2 separate regions of the Homo sapiens genome follow, and region 1 is linked to region 2. A link is an interaction called in ENCODE POLR2A ChIA-PET data of the cell type or tissue named here. Cell type or tissue: HepG2. All regions are shown on one strand.

The links. Peaks named below come from ENCODE experiments on the same cell type or tissue, not always from the same donor. Only the 100,000 strongest peaks of a DNase experiment are listed, where the experiment ranks them.
Region 1: POLR2A ChIA-PET joins it to region 2 with 22 read pairs; 3 of 35 experiments call an interaction of 5 or more read pairs at or near these places.

Annotation. Positions count from the first base shown.
Region 1 is chr19:11,234,106-11,242,105 of GRCh38, forward strand. DOCK6 (dedicator of cytokinesis 6) reads right to left here. Exons shown (of 48, transcript NM_020812.4): 14 at 7,940-8,000; 15 at 4,082-4,199; 16 at 3,940-4,010; 17 at 3,536-3,674; 18 at 3,351-3,452; 19 at 2,688-2,774; 20 at 2,241-2,472; 21 at 1,493-1,654. ANGPTL8 (angiopoietin like 8) reads left to right here and starts at 5,514. Exons shown (of 4, transcript NM_018687.7): 1 at 5,514-5,829; 2 at 6,030-6,191; 3 at 7,340-7,449; 4 at 7,555-7,838. The coding sequence starts at 5,533. The coding sequence ends at 7,582. RefSeq lists enhancers at 2,219-3,029, 3,030-3,840. In HepG2, no CTCF peak of the experiment used is centred here; DNase peaks (open chromatin) are centred at 566, 2,776, 3,016, 5,446 and 2 weaker places; H3K4me3 peaks cover 3,474 bases.
Region 2 is chr19:11,139,486-11,147,485 of GRCh38, forward strand. SPC24 (SPC24 component of NDC80 kinetochore complex) reads right to left here. Exons shown (of 5, transcript NM_182513.4): 5 at 6,008-7,804. The coding sequence ends at 7,698. Among named protein-coding and RNA genes, the nearest start is that of SPC24, 12 kb to the right of the region's middle. RefSeq lists enhancers at 1,770-4,542, 2,067-3,010, 3,011-3,953. In HepG2, a CTCF peak has its summit at 2,691 (motif pointing left); DNase peaks (open chromatin) are centred at 2,736, 3,196 and 4,056; H3K4me3 peaks cover 730 bases.

The DNA of each region.
Region 1 (8,000 bases), 95 kb after region 2:
TCTCTTGCCTCAGCCTCCCAAGTAGCTGGGACTACAGGCGTGAGCCACCATGCCCAGCTAATTTTTGCATTTTTAGTAGAAACGGGGTTTCACCATGTTGGCCAGGATGGTCTCGATCTGTTGACCTTGTCATCTGCCTGACTCAGCCTCCCAAAGTGCTGGGATTACAGGCGTGAGCCACTGTGCCTGGCGTATTTTATTTTTTGAGACAGGCTGGTCTCAAACTCCTGATCTCAGGTGATCCACTTGCCTCAGCCTCCCAAAGTTCTGGGATTACAGCCGTGAGCCACCATGCCTGGCTGACCCTGACTCTTAAAAAAAAGAAAAAAAAAAAGAAGAAAAAAGAAAAAAACCCTGAGAATAATGCCTGACACATAGGGATTGGTGTTTATTTGGCAAATTAAAAAAAAAAAAAAATCCAACTCTATTGAGGGTTCACTATGTGCTAACCATTTTGTGTGGATTACTATGTCACTTACTATTACCAGTGCCCCCATGAGGTGGGTACTATTATTATCCCTGTTTTACAAAAGGAAAAACAGGCTCAGAGAAGTGACGTCACTTGCCCAAGGTCACAGAGACTGTAGGTGGCAGGGCCAGGATTCACATCTAGGCAGCTCAGCTTCAGTCTCCGCTCCAAGCTACTGAAGAGGCTTGCTGACTATCTGAATCGTTTTCCAGCCAAGCACACAGAAGCCACACCCCAGGGATGGGGCAAAAGTGGGCAAAACATTATCTCTCTTGCAAGTTGCTCAAACCAGCCAAGGCCTGTGAGGCCTCAGGGCCTTTGCACATGCTATTCTCACTACCTGGATGCTCTTCTCCCAGATCTTTCTTTCTTATTTTTTTTTTTTTGAAACAGGGTCTTGCTCTGTTGCCCAGACTGGAGTGCAGTGGCGTGATCTCAGCTCACTGCAATCTCCATTTCCCGGGTTCAAGTGATTCTTCTGCCTCAGCCTCCTGAGTAGCTGGGGCTACAGGCGTGCGCCACCACACCTGGCTAATTTTTGTTTTTGTTTTTGTTTTTTGAGATGGAGTTTCACTCTGTCACCCAGGCTGGAGTGCGGTGGCATGACCTTGGCTCACTGCAACCTCTGCCTCCTGGGTTCAAATGATTCAGCCTCCCTAGTAGCTGGGATTACAGGCACCTACCACCATGCCTGGCTAATTTTTGTATTTTTAGTAGAGACGGGGTTTCACCATGTTGGCCAGGCTGGTCTTGAACTCCTGACCCCCTCAAGTGATCCCCCTGCCTTGGCCTCCTAAAGTGCTGGGATTATAGGCATTAGCCACCATGCCTGGCCCCAGCTAATTTTTGTATTTTTAGTAGAGACAGGGTTTCATCATGTTGGCCAAGTTGATCTCGAACTCCTGACCTCAAATGATCCATCCAGCTCGGCCTCCCAAAGTCCTGGGATTACAGGCGTGAGCCACCGCACCCAGCCTCTTCTCCCAGATATTTCTCGTCTCACAGGGATTTCTACAAACTCACCATCCGGGAGGCTGGGCTCAGTGCCAGGAAGGCGAAAGGCGTAGTGGACGTAGGCAGCCAGCTGTGGGCAGTGACCGCGGGCATCCTGGGCTGCCTCCAGGCTCCGGTGAACAAGGCTGACTACATGGGCCATTGCTTCAAAGGCTCCACGGCCCAGGTTCACTGCAGGGCAGAGCAGAGGTCAAGTTCCAGGGCCCAAGGCCTCTCACCTCCCCGCCCACTTTCCAAATATAAAGACATCAGGATTTGAGGGATCATGTGCTCATTAAGGGGTCACAAATTTTTTTTTTTTTTTTTTTTTGAGATGGAGTCTTGCTCTGTTGCCCGGGCTGGAGTCCAGTGGCATGATCTCGGCTCACTGTCACCTCCGCCTCCCAGGTTCAAGCAATTCTCCTGCCTCAGCCTCCCGAGTAGCTGGGATTACAGGCATGCGCCACCACGCCCAGCTAATTTTGTATTTTTAGTAGAGAAGGGGTTTCTCCATGTTGGTCAGGCTGGTCTCAAACTCTCGACCTCAGGTGATCTGCCCGCCTCGGCCTCCCAAAGTGCTGGGATGACAGGCGTGAACCGCTGCACCCGGGCCAAAGGGTCACAGAAGACCTTCTCTGGGTGCAGGGGACTGGAGGTCATTTTTCAGATGAGAAAAATGGCCAGAGAGGTAAATGGGCTTATAGAAGATCCCTCAGGACCTCAGGACTGAGAAGCCATGTGGATGGGGAAACTGAGGTCTGAGGCCACATTCGCTTACCAATCTGGCCACTGATGATCGGGGGCCTGATGACCAGACGCACGAGCTTGTCCAGCACGTGGTGGGAGAAGGCCACAAGGGGTTCGGGGCTGGCCAGGCGCAGTGCTGCAAGACTGGCCCGCAGCTCCTGCTCCACGTTGCCCTCGCTCAGCACAGTGTCCTTGAGCCGGAATGGGAAGGCTCCCTCCTCCAGGACGTGCACCAGGGTGAAGAATTTGTCCAGGTAGGGGTCCTGGGTAGGGATGTGGAGTGAGCAGGGTGGGGCCTCAGGGAATGAAGACCACCCCTGCCTGAATCAGCAGCTTCCCTTAAAGCTGGGTCCAGCTGACCAAAGTCACGTCCAAGGCCTGAGGCCAGACCTCCCCGGCCATCGGCAACTGTTACTCAATCGTAGGGCAGGCAAGAGGGGAGCAGGGCGGGACTCTTGGTTCCCGGCCCACCCCGTACCTGGGGGTGCACAGAGGACACGGCTGTGAGCTCCACACTGAACACGCCCTTGTGACCGTCCACCCAGCGCATGCCCGGAAGCGCCACCTGTGGGAGGGAGGCACCAGGTGGGCACTGGTCAGCCCTCCCTGACTGATCAGGTCACCCAGCGGCCCCAGCCATTGCGACACTGCAGCGTGAGTGTAGCCCGGTCTGGGGGTGCAGCCAAGCACCCTGCCCCCAGCCCTGGTCCCAGTAGACTGAGAGGGTCCACTGGGCAGGCTGGAAATCCACATGCCAAGACGGGGGCAGAGAATGGAGACACAGGGTGAATGAATATTCATTGAGTAGGTCAGGAAACAGGATAGGAGGATTTGAGGCCTAGGGTCATTAACAATGGTGCATTCATGGGGAATGATAAGGTACTACGAGGGCAGGGGACAGTGATCAGGAAGGCAGTCAGGGTGGCTAAAGTGGGAATGGAGCAGAGAGGCAATGGGAATCTTTGGGGAGGACATGTAGGACACAGAGAGGCATTAATAGGGGAATAATGAGCTACACGGGGGCCCTGGAGGCACCAGTAGAGGATAACAAGCCTCCCAGGATTGACAGGAAGGAAGGCAGGTGACTCGGGAGTGCTTCTGGGGACAGTGCATTGGCAGGCAGGAGCTCCAGGGCACATACATCGGGTGTGAGCACGGAATAGCTGGGCGGCGGCTGGTCCACAGACACTGGGAGACAGAAGGGGCCGGTCCTCAGGCGCCCGTGCTGCAGCAGTGGGATCCACTGGGGAGAGGCTGGAGGTCAGGTCTGCGGCCAGGTTGGGGGACGAGGAGGGCTCAGGGGGAGGGAGGGAGGGGACGGCTCACAGTAAAGCCCACGGGTGTCTCCAGGGCAGTGCCCGGCCGGGGCTGGCAGCTGACATGGTAGAAGGTGAACAGCAGGTGATGGTTCTCTGTCACGCAGGCTGGAAGATGCAGCTTGAACTCCTCGTAGAACTCGGGGGACCTGGCAGAATCGGGCTGGGGGATCTGCTGGGGGCTGGGGTCCCCACTGTCTGCCCCATCACCTCTGCCATGCCACGCCCTTATTGCTGCTAGGCCCCACTGTCTCTGCTGTCTGCCTCAGCTTCCCTCATTAGCACTCTGGGAGCCTCTACCTCTCTTCTTCCTGTCCCCCATCTTCCCATCGATGCTGCCTTATGTGTATATATAAGGGACATCCTCCTACCCCCATGAGTGCCCCCAAGTTCCTCACGTGTCCCCCTACATACTTGTTATGGTAGACCACCGGTGTGAAGGCCTCGCGGGTAAATTCACTGCAGCTGGACTTGCCAAAGATGACCTGGGAGAGTGGATTCATGAGGGACCCATGGGGGATGCCCTACCCCCCTTCCCTGGGGCACAGCCACTGACCGGCAGAGCCTGGCTGGGGTCCTCGCCTGTCATGTACTGCACTCGCACAGCAAGGTTGCGCACGGAGCCCTGGCGGCTGCTGAAGTTGAGGCTGTGCGGGTACACGTACAGCAGGTTCCTGTGGGGGGCAGGATGGGGGTGTCAGAGGGACAGGGGCCCTGAAGGTGCACATACAAGGCTGGGGTGATGGGACAAGGCTGGCTGGGAGCACAGACAGTCCAGGAAGAGTAGGTCATGAGGCTGGGGCATTGAGGGCCCGGTGAGAGGTAATACAGGTATCAGTCAGGAGATAGGACAGAGGGCAGAGGGTGGGGGACAAGCGAGCACCCTAAAAACACAGATTGGGAACAGTGTGGTAGAGGGTGGGAATACAGAAGGACATTGGAGGCACTCATGGGGCACAGTGACACACAGAAGGCAGAGAATAGCGAGGCACTCAGGGCCAGAGTTCCAAGGTACCTCAGGTGGCCAGTGGTCAAGCCTAAGCCCCACCCAAGGGCCTGACTGCCCTTCCCCCAGGAGGTCACTAGAGTTATGTGGCCTGTTTCTCAGGTGGGGAAACTGAGGCCAGAGTCCGAGTCCTGCCTCCTTCCCCCAGGGGCAACTCTGTGCAAGCCTTGACCCCTCTCTGGGCCTCAGTTTCCCTATGTGTATAATGGGCACTTCAGGCCTTCCAGCTGAGCCTTTGTAATGATACTGATGATGATAAATAACAACAATGACAATAATTGCACCAAACACTATTACTACAACAATGAAATAATCGCGCCTACTGTGTGCCAGGCTCTGTTCTAAGCACTCAACATGAAATAACTCATTTACTTCTCACAAGTAGCTCATGAGGCAGGACTAACATCACCGCCATTTTACAAGCAGGGAAACTGAGGTACTTGCACAATCACCCACGGAGTAAAATGGCAGTCAGTGGTGATCTGGGCATATGCAGGTCTTGGAGATCAGGCTGTGTGACCTTGGGAGAGTCTCTGCCACCTGCACCTGCCCCCTTGGATACTAACCAGGCCAATAAAAGCCCCCACGTGGCAAGTATGTGGGAGGGGAACAAGAGCAGATATTGTAATGGCAGGTCAAACAGCTCAGGGCAAACCATCAATGCTTATAAAATCTTTACTGTTATTACCATCATCATTGCGATGCCTATTCATAGATGGAGAAACAGGCTCAGCATGGTGAGTCTCAGGAACTCCCAGCAGGGTCTGGGGCCCGTCCTCTCCCAATGCCCCCCACCCACACCTGGCCCTGAGCCCCAGGAAGCGTGATCCCGGCGTGGCCTAGCCGGACATTCGCCTGATGCAACTATCGCACCACTGCCAGGCCCTTGTGCAATGCGGGGCACCAGGTCGGCCAGTTAACGATTGACTGGGGATCAGTGGGGGTATGAGGCATAAAAGGCTTCAGTGACAGTGCTGTGGCTATACCTTAGACCCTCAGTCATGCCAGTGCCTGCTCTGTGCCTGCTCTGGGCCCTGGCAATGGTGACCCGGCCTGCCTCAGCGGCCCCCATGGGCGGCCCAGAACTGGCACAGCATGAGGAGCTGACCCTGCTCTTCCATGGGACCCTGCAGCTGGGCCAGGCCCTCAACGGTGTGTACAGGACCACGGAGGGACGGCTGACAAAGGCCAGGAACAGCCTGGGTCTCTATGGCCGCACAATAGAACTCCTGGGGCAGGAGGTCAGCCGGGGCCGGGATGCAGCCCAGGAACTTCGGGCAAGCCTGTTGGAGACTCAGGTGGGCACCGTAGCTGCGACACTGTGGGGTGGCCAGGAGTCCAAAGAGGAGTTCGTGTCTAGGGTAACCAACCATCCTGGTTTGCCCAGGACTGAAGGGATTCCTGGGATACAAGATTTTCAGCGATAAACTCAGGCAAGTCCTTAGGTACACAAAGATGAGTTGGACATCCTACTAGTGACCCACTGTTTATTAAGCAGATGGAGGAGGATATTCTGCAGCTGCAGGCAGAGGCCACAGCTGAGGTGCTGGGGGAGGTGGCCCAGGCACAGAAGGTGCTACGGGACAGCGTGCAGCGGCTAGAAGTCCAGCTGAGGAGCGCCTGGCTGGGCCCTGCCTACCGAGAATTTGAGGTCTTAAAGGTAAGGAGCTCCCCCAACCCTAGTGGGCTGAGACCCTGATTTCCGGCCAGAACTCGCTTCTGCACCTTGAGTCCCAAAGACCTCCCAGATCAGCCTCCCAGCTCTGTGGCCTCTACCCTGCATGTCCCCAGACAAAACTCAAGTCCTTTTGTGTGCCTCAGTTTCCCTTTTGTGTGCCTCAGTTGCAAATAAGGGCAACACCTGATATCTCACAGTAGGGCCAGGTACTCAATGCAGGTAAAATATTCAGCATGGGGCGGGCACACAGTTGGTGCTCAATAAATTCTTTTTTTTTTTTTTTTTGAGACAGAGTCTCACTGTTGCCCAGGCTGGAGTGCAGTGGTGTGATCTTGGCTCACTGCAACCTCCACCTCCTAGGTTCAAGTGATTCTCCTGCCTCAGCCTCCTGAGTAGCTGGAATTACAGGTGCACCAGCTAATTTTTGTATTTTTTAGTAGAGATGGGATTTCACCATGTTGGCCAGGCTGGTCTCGAACTCCTGACCTCAAGGGATCTGCCTGCCTCGGTTTCCCAAAGTGCTGGGATTACAGGTGTGAGCCACTACACCTGGCCAATAAATTCTTACTACTAGAGAAACTGGTAACATTTTGTGAGCACCCAGTAAGTACCCAGCACTGTTCTATGCCCTTTAATAATCCATATGATGGCCGGGCATGGTGGCTCATGCCTGTAATCCCAGCACTTTGGGTAGCTAAGGTGGGTGGAACACTTAAGGTCAGGAGTTCGAGACCACCCTGGCCAACATGGTGAAACCCCGTCTCTACTAAAAATACAAAAAATTAGCTGGGCGTGGTGGCACATGCCTGTAGTCCCAGCTACTCAGGAGGCTTAGGTAGGAGAATCGCTTGAACCTGGGAGGTGGAGGTTGCAGTGAGCTGAGATCGTGTCATTGCACTCAGCCTGGGTGACAGAGAGAGACTCAAAAAAAAAAAAAAATCCATAGGATGTTCATCACCTCCCCATGAAGTGAGTCCTATTTTATCCCCATTTTACAGATGGGGAAACTGAGGCCAAAGAGCATTGTTGACTTGCTGGGTCACACAGATACAATGAGGGGCTGGGGCAGAGGGTCAGGGGATGGGAGGTGAGGTGGCTGTCGGCTGAGGTTTCCATTCTGACCCCCACAGGCTCACGCTGACAAGCAGAGCCACATCCTATGGGCCCTCACAGGCCACGTGCAGCGGCAGAGGCGGGAGATGGTGGCACAGCAGCATCGGCTGCGACAGATCCAGGAGAGGTGAGCCTGGCAGGGGTTTGGCAGGCAGGGCAGTTGGATGGGGGGCGCACAGGGCAGCTGGAAAGGGGCCCCCTCACCTGGGCTGAGCCACATCTCCCTCCCCAGACTCCACACAGCGGCGCTCCCAGCCTGAATCTGCCTGGATGGAACTGAGGACCAATCATGCTGCAAGGAACACTTCCACGCCCCGTGAGGCCCCTGTGCAGGGAGGAGCTGCCTGTTCACTGGGATCAGCCAGGGCGCCGGGCCCCACTTCTGAGCACAGAGCAGAGACAGACGCAGGCGGGGACAAAGGCAGAGGATGTAGCCCCATTGGGGAGGGGTGGAGGAAGGACATGTACCCTTTCATGCCTACACACCCCTCATTAAAGCAGAGTCGTGGCATCTCACCCAGGGTGTCTGTGTGTGTCCTTGGCTTAGGGAGACCCCACCCAGCATGATGTATGAATACCTCCCATTCAAGTGCCCAGCTGGGCCCCAGAGGCCGTACCTGTAGCTGGTATGGGGGGCATAGACTTCGCGGGCGGGGAACTCCAGAATCTCCTTGGTGG
Region 2 (8,000 bases):
CCCGTCTACAGAAAAACTGACACAGTGGCCTCCACTGGGGTGTGGCTCCATGAAGGAGGGTCTGGCGGGCCACAGGCTTACAGTACTCATTTCTCTTTTCTTTTCTTTCTTCCTTCATTTCCTTTCTCTCTCTCCTTCCTTCCTCCCTCCCTCCCTTCCTTCCTTCTTTCTTCCTTTGTTTCTCTCTCTTTTTTTTTTGAGACGGAGTCTCGCTCTGTCGCCCAGGCTGGAGTGTAGTGGTGCGATCTCAGCTCAAGGCAACCACCACCTCCTGGGTTCAAACGATTCTCTTAGCCTCCTGAGTAGCTGGGATTACAAGCACGCACCACCACGCCTGGCTAGTTTTTGTGTGTTTAGTAAAGATAGGGTTTCACCATGTTGGCTGAGCTGGTCTTGAACTCCTGACCTCAAGCAATCTGCCCCACCTCGGCCTCCAGAAGCGTTGGGATTACAGGCGTGAGCCACCACACCGGCTTCTCCTCTCCCTCTCCTCTTTCTCCTTTTCCTTCCTTTCTTCCTTCCTTCCCTTCCCCTTCCTTCCTTCCTTCCTTCATTCTTTCTTCCCCCCGCTCCCCCCTCTTTTTTTTTGAGACAGGGTCTTGCTTTGTCACCCAGGCTGGAGCGCAGTGGTGCAATCCTAGCTCACTGCAGCCTTGACCTCCCAGGGTTGAGGCAATCCTCCCACCTCAGCCTCCCAAGTAGCCAGGACTACGAGTGCACGCCACCATGCCTGGCTAATTTTTTAGTTTTTTTTTGTAGAGACAGGAGTCTCACTGTGTTGTCCAGGCTGGTCTTGAACTCCTCGGTTCAAGCAATCTTCCTGCCTTGGCCTCCTAAAGTGCTGGGATTACAGGCGTGAGCCACAGCACCTGGCCCAGTCCACATTTCTAAGTAAATATGGGAGGCCAGCCAGGTGCAGTGGCTGTAATCCCAGCACTTTGGGAGGCCGAGGTGGGTGGATCACCTGAGGTCAGGAGTTCCAGACCAGTCTGGCCAACATGGTGAAATCCCGTCTTTACTAAAAATACAAAAATTAGCCGGGCGTGGTGGCTCATGCCTGTAATCCCAGCACTTTGGGAGGCTGAGGCGGCAGATCACAAGGTCAGGAGATCGAGACCATCCTGGCTAATACGGTGAAACCCGTCTCTATTAAAAATACAAAAAATTAGCCGGGCATGGTGGCAGGAGCCTGTAGTCCCAGCTACTCAGGAGGCTGAGGCAGGAGAATGGTGTAAACCCGGGAGGCAGAGCTTGCAGTGAGCCGAGATGGTGCCACTGCACTCCAGCCCAGGTGAGAGTGTGAGACTCCGTCTCAAAAAAACAAAATAAAACAAAAAATACAAAAATTAGCGGGGCGTGATGGCAGGTGCCTGTAGTCCCAGCTACTTAGGAGGCTGAGGGAAGAGAATCACTTGAACCCGGGAAGCAGAAGTTGCAGTGAGCCGCGATCGCATCACTGCACTGCAGCCCGGGTGACAGAGCAAGACTCCATCTCAAAAAAAAAAAAAAAAAAAAGGGAGGCCACTGGAGGTTGTGGGGCCACCATGAGAGTCGACAAGGGTGGCCCACATTCCTAGATGAGTTGCCTGGAGGCTGTAGTCCCAGACCTCAGGGGGGTCCCCTCCGGAACCCAAACACTGTCATGCCAATGACACAAAACTGGTCTTCCTGGCCTCTCCCATCCTGTCCAGCCTAGAAGGGAGACTGAGACTTCAGATCCGACAACCATGGGTTCAAATCCAGCCTTGAAAACTTCCCATGCACAGGCAAGCCCCATTGCGATCTGTTTCTTTTCTTTTCCTTTCTTTCTTTTTTTTTTTTTTTTTTTTTTTGAGACAGTCTTGCTCTGTCACCCAGGCTAGAGTGCAGTGGCGTGATCTCGGCTCACTGCAACCTCCGCCTCACAGGTTCAAGCGATTCTCCTGCCTCAGCCTCCCAAGTAGCTGGGATTACAGGTGCCCATCACCGTGCCCAGCTAATTTTTGTATTTTTAGTAGAGACGGGAGTTTCACCATCTTGGCCAGGCTGGTCTCGAACTCCTGACCTCGTGATCTGCTTGCCTCAGCCTGCCAAAGTGCTGGGATTACAGGGGTGAGCCACTGTGCCCGGCTGCGATCTGTTTCTTTTAACCGTAAACTGGGAAGAACTTTGACCACCTCTTAGTCCAGAACTATCAGGGAAGGGGCACTGAATGCCAGGCTGGAGGAGGGTTGCATGAAAGGCTTGACCCCAGCTACTCAGGAGGCTGAGGCAGAAGGACTGTTTGACCTGATGAATTCGAGGCTGCAGTGAGGCTGTGATCGCGCCACTGCACTCCAGCCTAGGCAATAGAGTGAGACCCTGTCTCTAAAAAAAAAAAAAAAAAAATGGCTCAGCCATCCCAAGCTGCTCCCAGCTGCCTGCCCCTCTAGGTGGCCCCCACTACTGGCCTGAGGATGCACTTTATCCCCGCCAGGGCCTGAGGAGTCCTGGGGAAAGGTACCCAAGTCTAGTCCTCAGGAGAAGCCGCCCAGGGAGCACTAGGGCCCGAGGAAGGGTTCAACCTCGAGACTCCATAGCCCCTGGGCTCCCGTCCCCAGAAACACCAGTTACGAGCAGGGGGCTGGCCATGGTGTGAATTCATGACCTGCACACCTCTTGCCGTAATGACTAAGTGGCTAGAGCTTCAGGCTGCCCCACTGCTGCCCTCTGGAGCTCGAGCAGGTGCAGGTGTGGGTGCCCACCCTGGCTTGGCCTCTTCTCACCTGGGTGGCTTCGGACACAGGGTGGACTCCTCAAAGGGGCTGCTTCCCATCTGAGAAGCCAGCATAATCCTCCAGGGGCTACTGATATACACACGCTGCCCCTGGTCCTGAGTTAGATCACCCTGCCCCTAGGGAGGGCTTGGGGGCTTCACTGCTGAAGTTCAGACTCCAGGGTGGTCCTTGTCCTGTGTGCCTCAGTTTCCCCATCTGTAAAATGGATGGTCCTGGGGCTGAGCCTCAGTGCTGCAGGGACTAGTGTGGAACCCTGTGTCCTGGTGCCTGAAACCTTACTCCCACCTCAGCAGGGCTGGGCTGAGCCATCAGCAAGCCTCTGGCCGGCCTCCATCATTCAGGAAAGAGCCGGTGGCTGAAGGCACAGCTCTCAGAGGGAGAACAAACGGGGGCGGGGGTGGGATGGGGGCGGGGCCGGAGGCCACCGGCCTCAGGCTGTCCTGGGCATCCAGCCAGTGCTGGGCAGTGAGTCAGGGGCCAGGCATGTGGAGTGGGGCCTCTCCCAGCCCCGGAGATCAGGCACCTCCCGGAACCCGCCTGCTGGGCCCCCACCAGGCCGCGTTCCTCTCCCACTCGCTCTCCCCATAGAGGGGACCCTGGACCTGCCTGGGGGGGACGAGGATGGGGATGTGGCTGGTGGGCACAGGGCCTCTCTGAGCCCCGGCACAGGCCGCCTGATGGGACCGTCTCTTCCTTGGGGAAACTGAGGCCCAGGTTGCTGGGGTGGAGGGGATGTGGAGTGACAGGGCAGGGCAATGGCTCCTCGGCCCCCTCCGGGAACAAAGCCAGGTCATTCCTGTGGGGAGGGAGCGCCAACCCCAGGGTTGGGGGGGGCACGGGCCCTGGGTCAGGGGTACAGATAAGCCTGGGCTCCCAGAACCCTTGTCACAGCGGCACCCCTGCCCCATGCCTGCTTTCTCTCCAGGGCACTCAGAGCTGCAGTTTGCAGGACGAGAGGGAGACGTGCCCAATCCCCCCATCCCAGGACGCTCAGCCGTGCGTGGGCTGGGCCCACTCCACTCCCGGCGCCCACAGTTGCCCCAGTGAACCGGCCAGTGGAGGCATCCTGTCCCGTGTGCGGGAAAGGAATGACCGCCAAGGTGACAGCAGCGCTTAGCCAACCCTGGCGCTGACACCTGACTTGCAAACTGCTCCCTGCCTGAGGCTTCAAGGCAGGCGAGAGGCTTTGTGTGTGTGACTTCCTCCCCGAAGGGACACTGGCAACAGCTGGAGACATTTCCTGTTGTTAAGGCTGAGGGGGAGCTGCTGGCATTTGGTGGGTGGAGGCCAGGGATGACGTTAACTGTTCTACTACGCCCAGGACAGCCCCCAACACACACAACAGCCTGGCCCAATGTCACGAGAGCTGAGGTGGAACAGCCCTGTTCTGCTTCAGGTCTTCAGGTCTTTGGGGGTCAAGGATGCAAATAGAGGACTCTGCTCCCAATTCAGCTCACATAAAAGAACCGGCCGGGCGCTGTCGCTCATGCCTATAATCCCAGCGCTTTGGGAGGCCGAAGTGGGAGGATCGCTTGAGCCCAGGAGTTTGAGACCAGCCTGGGTAACATAGCAAGATCCCATTTCTACGAAAGTACAAAAATTACCTGGGCACGGTGGCATGCACCTGTAGTCCCAGCGGCTTGGGAGGCTGAGGTGGGAAGTTTGCTTGAGCCCAGGAGGTTGAGGCTGCAGTGAGCCGAGATCATGCCAGTGCACTCCAGCCTCGGCGACAGAGTTAGACTCTATCTCAAAAAAGAAAAAAGAGAGAAAACCCACCAACTTGGAAAATTAAAACAGCCCCAAGGGCATCTAGGAACAGTTAACTGCACATCTAAACCCAGGCCCGCCGTTCTTAGAAGCTCTGCAAGCTGCATGGACTGACTCCTGACATTTCAGGGCTAGACTCAAAAATCCCTTTAAAAAAATTTTGTTTCTGAGACGGAGTTTCACTCTTGTCCAAGCTGGAGTGGAATGGCACGATCTCGGCTCACTGCAACCTCCACCTCCTGGGTTCAAGTAAGTCTCCTGCCACAGCCTCCAGAGTAGCTGGGATTACAGGTGCCCGCCACCATGCCTGGCTAACTTGTATTTTTAGTAGAGATGGGGTTTCACCATGTTGGCCAGACTGGTCTTGAACTCCTGATGTCAGGTGACCCACCTGCCTTGGCCTCCCAATGTTGCTGGTACTACAGACATGAGCCACCATGCCTGGTCTCTTCTTTTTTTTTTTTTTTTTTTTTTTTGAGACAGTCTCGCTCTGTCGCCCAGGCTGGAGTGCAGTGGCTCGATCTCGGCTCACTGCGAACTCTGCCGCCTGCGTTCACGCCATTCTCCTGCCTCACTCAGCCTCCTGAGTAGCTGGGACTACAGGTGCCCACCATCATGCCCGGCTAACTTTTTGTATTTTTAGTAGAGATGGGGTTTCACCGTGTTAGCCTGGTCTCGATCTCCAGACCTTGTGATCCGCCCACCTCGGCCTCCCTAAGTGTTGGGATTACAGGCATGAGCCACCGCGCCCGGCCCCCTTTTTTTTTGTTGTTGACACAGGGTCTCACTTCGTCCCCTAGGCTGGAGTGATGTGGCGCAGTCGTAGCTCACCACGGCAACTTCCTGGGCTCAAGCGATCCTCCCACTTCAGGCCCCGAAGTAGCGGGGGATACAGGCAGGCACCACCATGCCCGGCTAATTTATTTTTTTCTTAGTAGAGGTGGGGTTTCGCAATGTTGCCCAGGCTGGTCTCAAATTCCTAGACTCAAGTGATTTGCCCGCCTAGGCCTCCCAAAGTGCTGGGATTACAGGCATGAGCCACAACAGCTGGCCCCTTTCTAAGACAGGGTCTCATTCTGTCACCCAGGCTGGAGTGCAGTGACACTACCATGGCTCACTGTAGCCTCAACCTCCCAGGCTCAAGTGATCCTCCTGCCTCAGCCGCCCGAGTAGCTGGGACTACAGGCAAGCACCACCAGACGCTGTTAAAGCTTACTGTTCCCTCTGCCTAAAAACGCCCCTCTCTGATTAAGAACTGCACTTAAGTTCAGTCGTGGAAAGGGACATGATGAAACCCAAGCCCAAGTTCACGGAACTAACACATTCAAGGGCAAAGCTGTATCTGGGGACAACTGTCAGTGGGACCCAACCTCCCTCTCTCCTCCCTCAGGCAGGCAGGTGGTGTGCACGCCTCCTTTCCTTAGCGGTACCCAAAACACCGAGGATGGGAGAGTGATGAACACATTGATTGGCCGGCCCTGGACTGGAGTACATGTTCAGTTAGGGTTTATTTTGGTATCTGTCATAGAAAACCCCCAAAACCAGCAGCTTACACAAGGTAGAAGTTGAGATTGGTTCTCCCCTTCTCTCTCCCATTTAAATAAGTTTGTGCTGATATCTGGCTCTGCCATCATCAGGGAACCAGGCTCCTGTCATCCCTAAAGGACGGCACTCGTCTGTACACGTGGCAGTATGGCTGCCAGGGCTCCAGCCATCACACCCACATTCCAGGAAATAGGAAGGGGGAAGAAAGGGTGTATTTGTCTTTTAAGAATCCTTCTAGAAGTGTCATGTAACATTTCCACATACATTTCACTGGCCAGACCTTAACTATAAGGGCAGCTGGGAAGTGTTGTATTTTAACTCCCAAAGTGCTAGGATCACAGGCATGAGCCACCACACCAGGCCAAATTTTTTAATTTTTTTGTAGAGATGGGGTCTTGCCATGTTCCCCAGTCTGGTCTCCAACTCCTGGGCTCAAGTGATCTGCCGGCCTCTGCCTTCTACAGTGCTGGGATTGCAGGCATGAGCCACCACACCTGGCCTCCTTATCTTTTTAAGTCCCGGCACAAAAGTCGCTTCTGTCCTCCATGAAGCCTGCACACTCTGGTGTGGCTCCTGTCGCAATCTGGACCTCTCTCCAGTTCTAGAGTGTTGTCTGCTTTTGTGTTAATTCCTCCGTCAGCAGTGGGAGGAGAACCATGTCACTCGTATCTTGTCTCTCTGGTGCCTAGCAGAGTCTGGGCACACCGTGGCACTCAAACATACCCCCTGAATGAGTAAGGGCCAACCTTGAAGTACCTGGGAGCTGTCATCGAATACCACGGTGTCATTTGTCCCATCCCGTCACAGATGTGAAACTGCAGGCCTGGCATAGATAAGTCGACTCCCGTTGGTTACCTAGCTGAGGCCACTCTAGGAGCTGAGGCCGAAAATCAGGAGAAAAAGAAATCCAGTAAAAAAAAAAAAAAAAAAGGCCAGGCGCGGTGACTCACACCTGTAATCCCAGCACTTTGGGAGGCCAAGGCGGGCAGATCACAAACTCAGGAGATGGAGACCATCCTGTCTAACATGGTGAAACCCCGTCTCTACTAAAAATACAAAAAATTAGCTGCGCATGGTGGCAGGTGCCTGTAGTCCCAGCTACTCAGGAGGCTGAGGCAGGAGAATGGCGTGAACCCGGGAGGAGGCGGAGCTTGCAGTGAGCTGAGATCGCACCACTGCACTCCAGCCTGGGCGACAGAGTGAGACTCCGTCTCAAAAAAAAAAAAAAAAGGAAGACGTCTAGCTGGGCACGATGGCTCACGCCTGGAATCCTAGCACTTTGGGAGGCCAAGGCGGGCGGGTGGATCACCTGAGGTCAGGAGTTCAAGACCAGCCTGACCACCATGGTGAAACTCCATCTCTACCAAATACAAAAAATTAGCTGGGTGTGGTGGCGCATGCCTGTAATCCCAGCTACTTTGGAGGCTGAGGCAGGAGAATCGCTTGAACCCAGGAGGCAGAGGTTGCTGTGAGCTGAGATTGTGCCATTGCACTCCAGACTGGACAACAAGAGTGAAACTCTGTCTCAAAAAAAAAAAAAAAAAGATCTATGTCCCCACATTTCATTTGAAATGGATCTGACCACGGCAGATGCCCGCTGGGTGCAAGACGCAGCCACGAGGCTCCTGGCTACCACTCGGTGTCCACCAGACTCCAGAGGTAGTCGCTGATGAATTTCCTGGAGAGCTGGGTGCTGTCCAGGTGGATGGGCTGGGCCACACTGGGGCCATGATGGACTGAGGCACAGATGTAAGGAAAGCCCGGGACACACAGCCCCTCACACAACCCCACGGGGAAAAGGATACTGCCTTTACTTTTTTTTTTTGAGACAAAGTTTCATTCTGTAGGCCAGGCTGGAGTACAGTGGTGCGATCTCGGCTCATTGCAACCTCCACCTCCAGTGGTTAAGTGATTCTCATGCCTCAGCCTCCT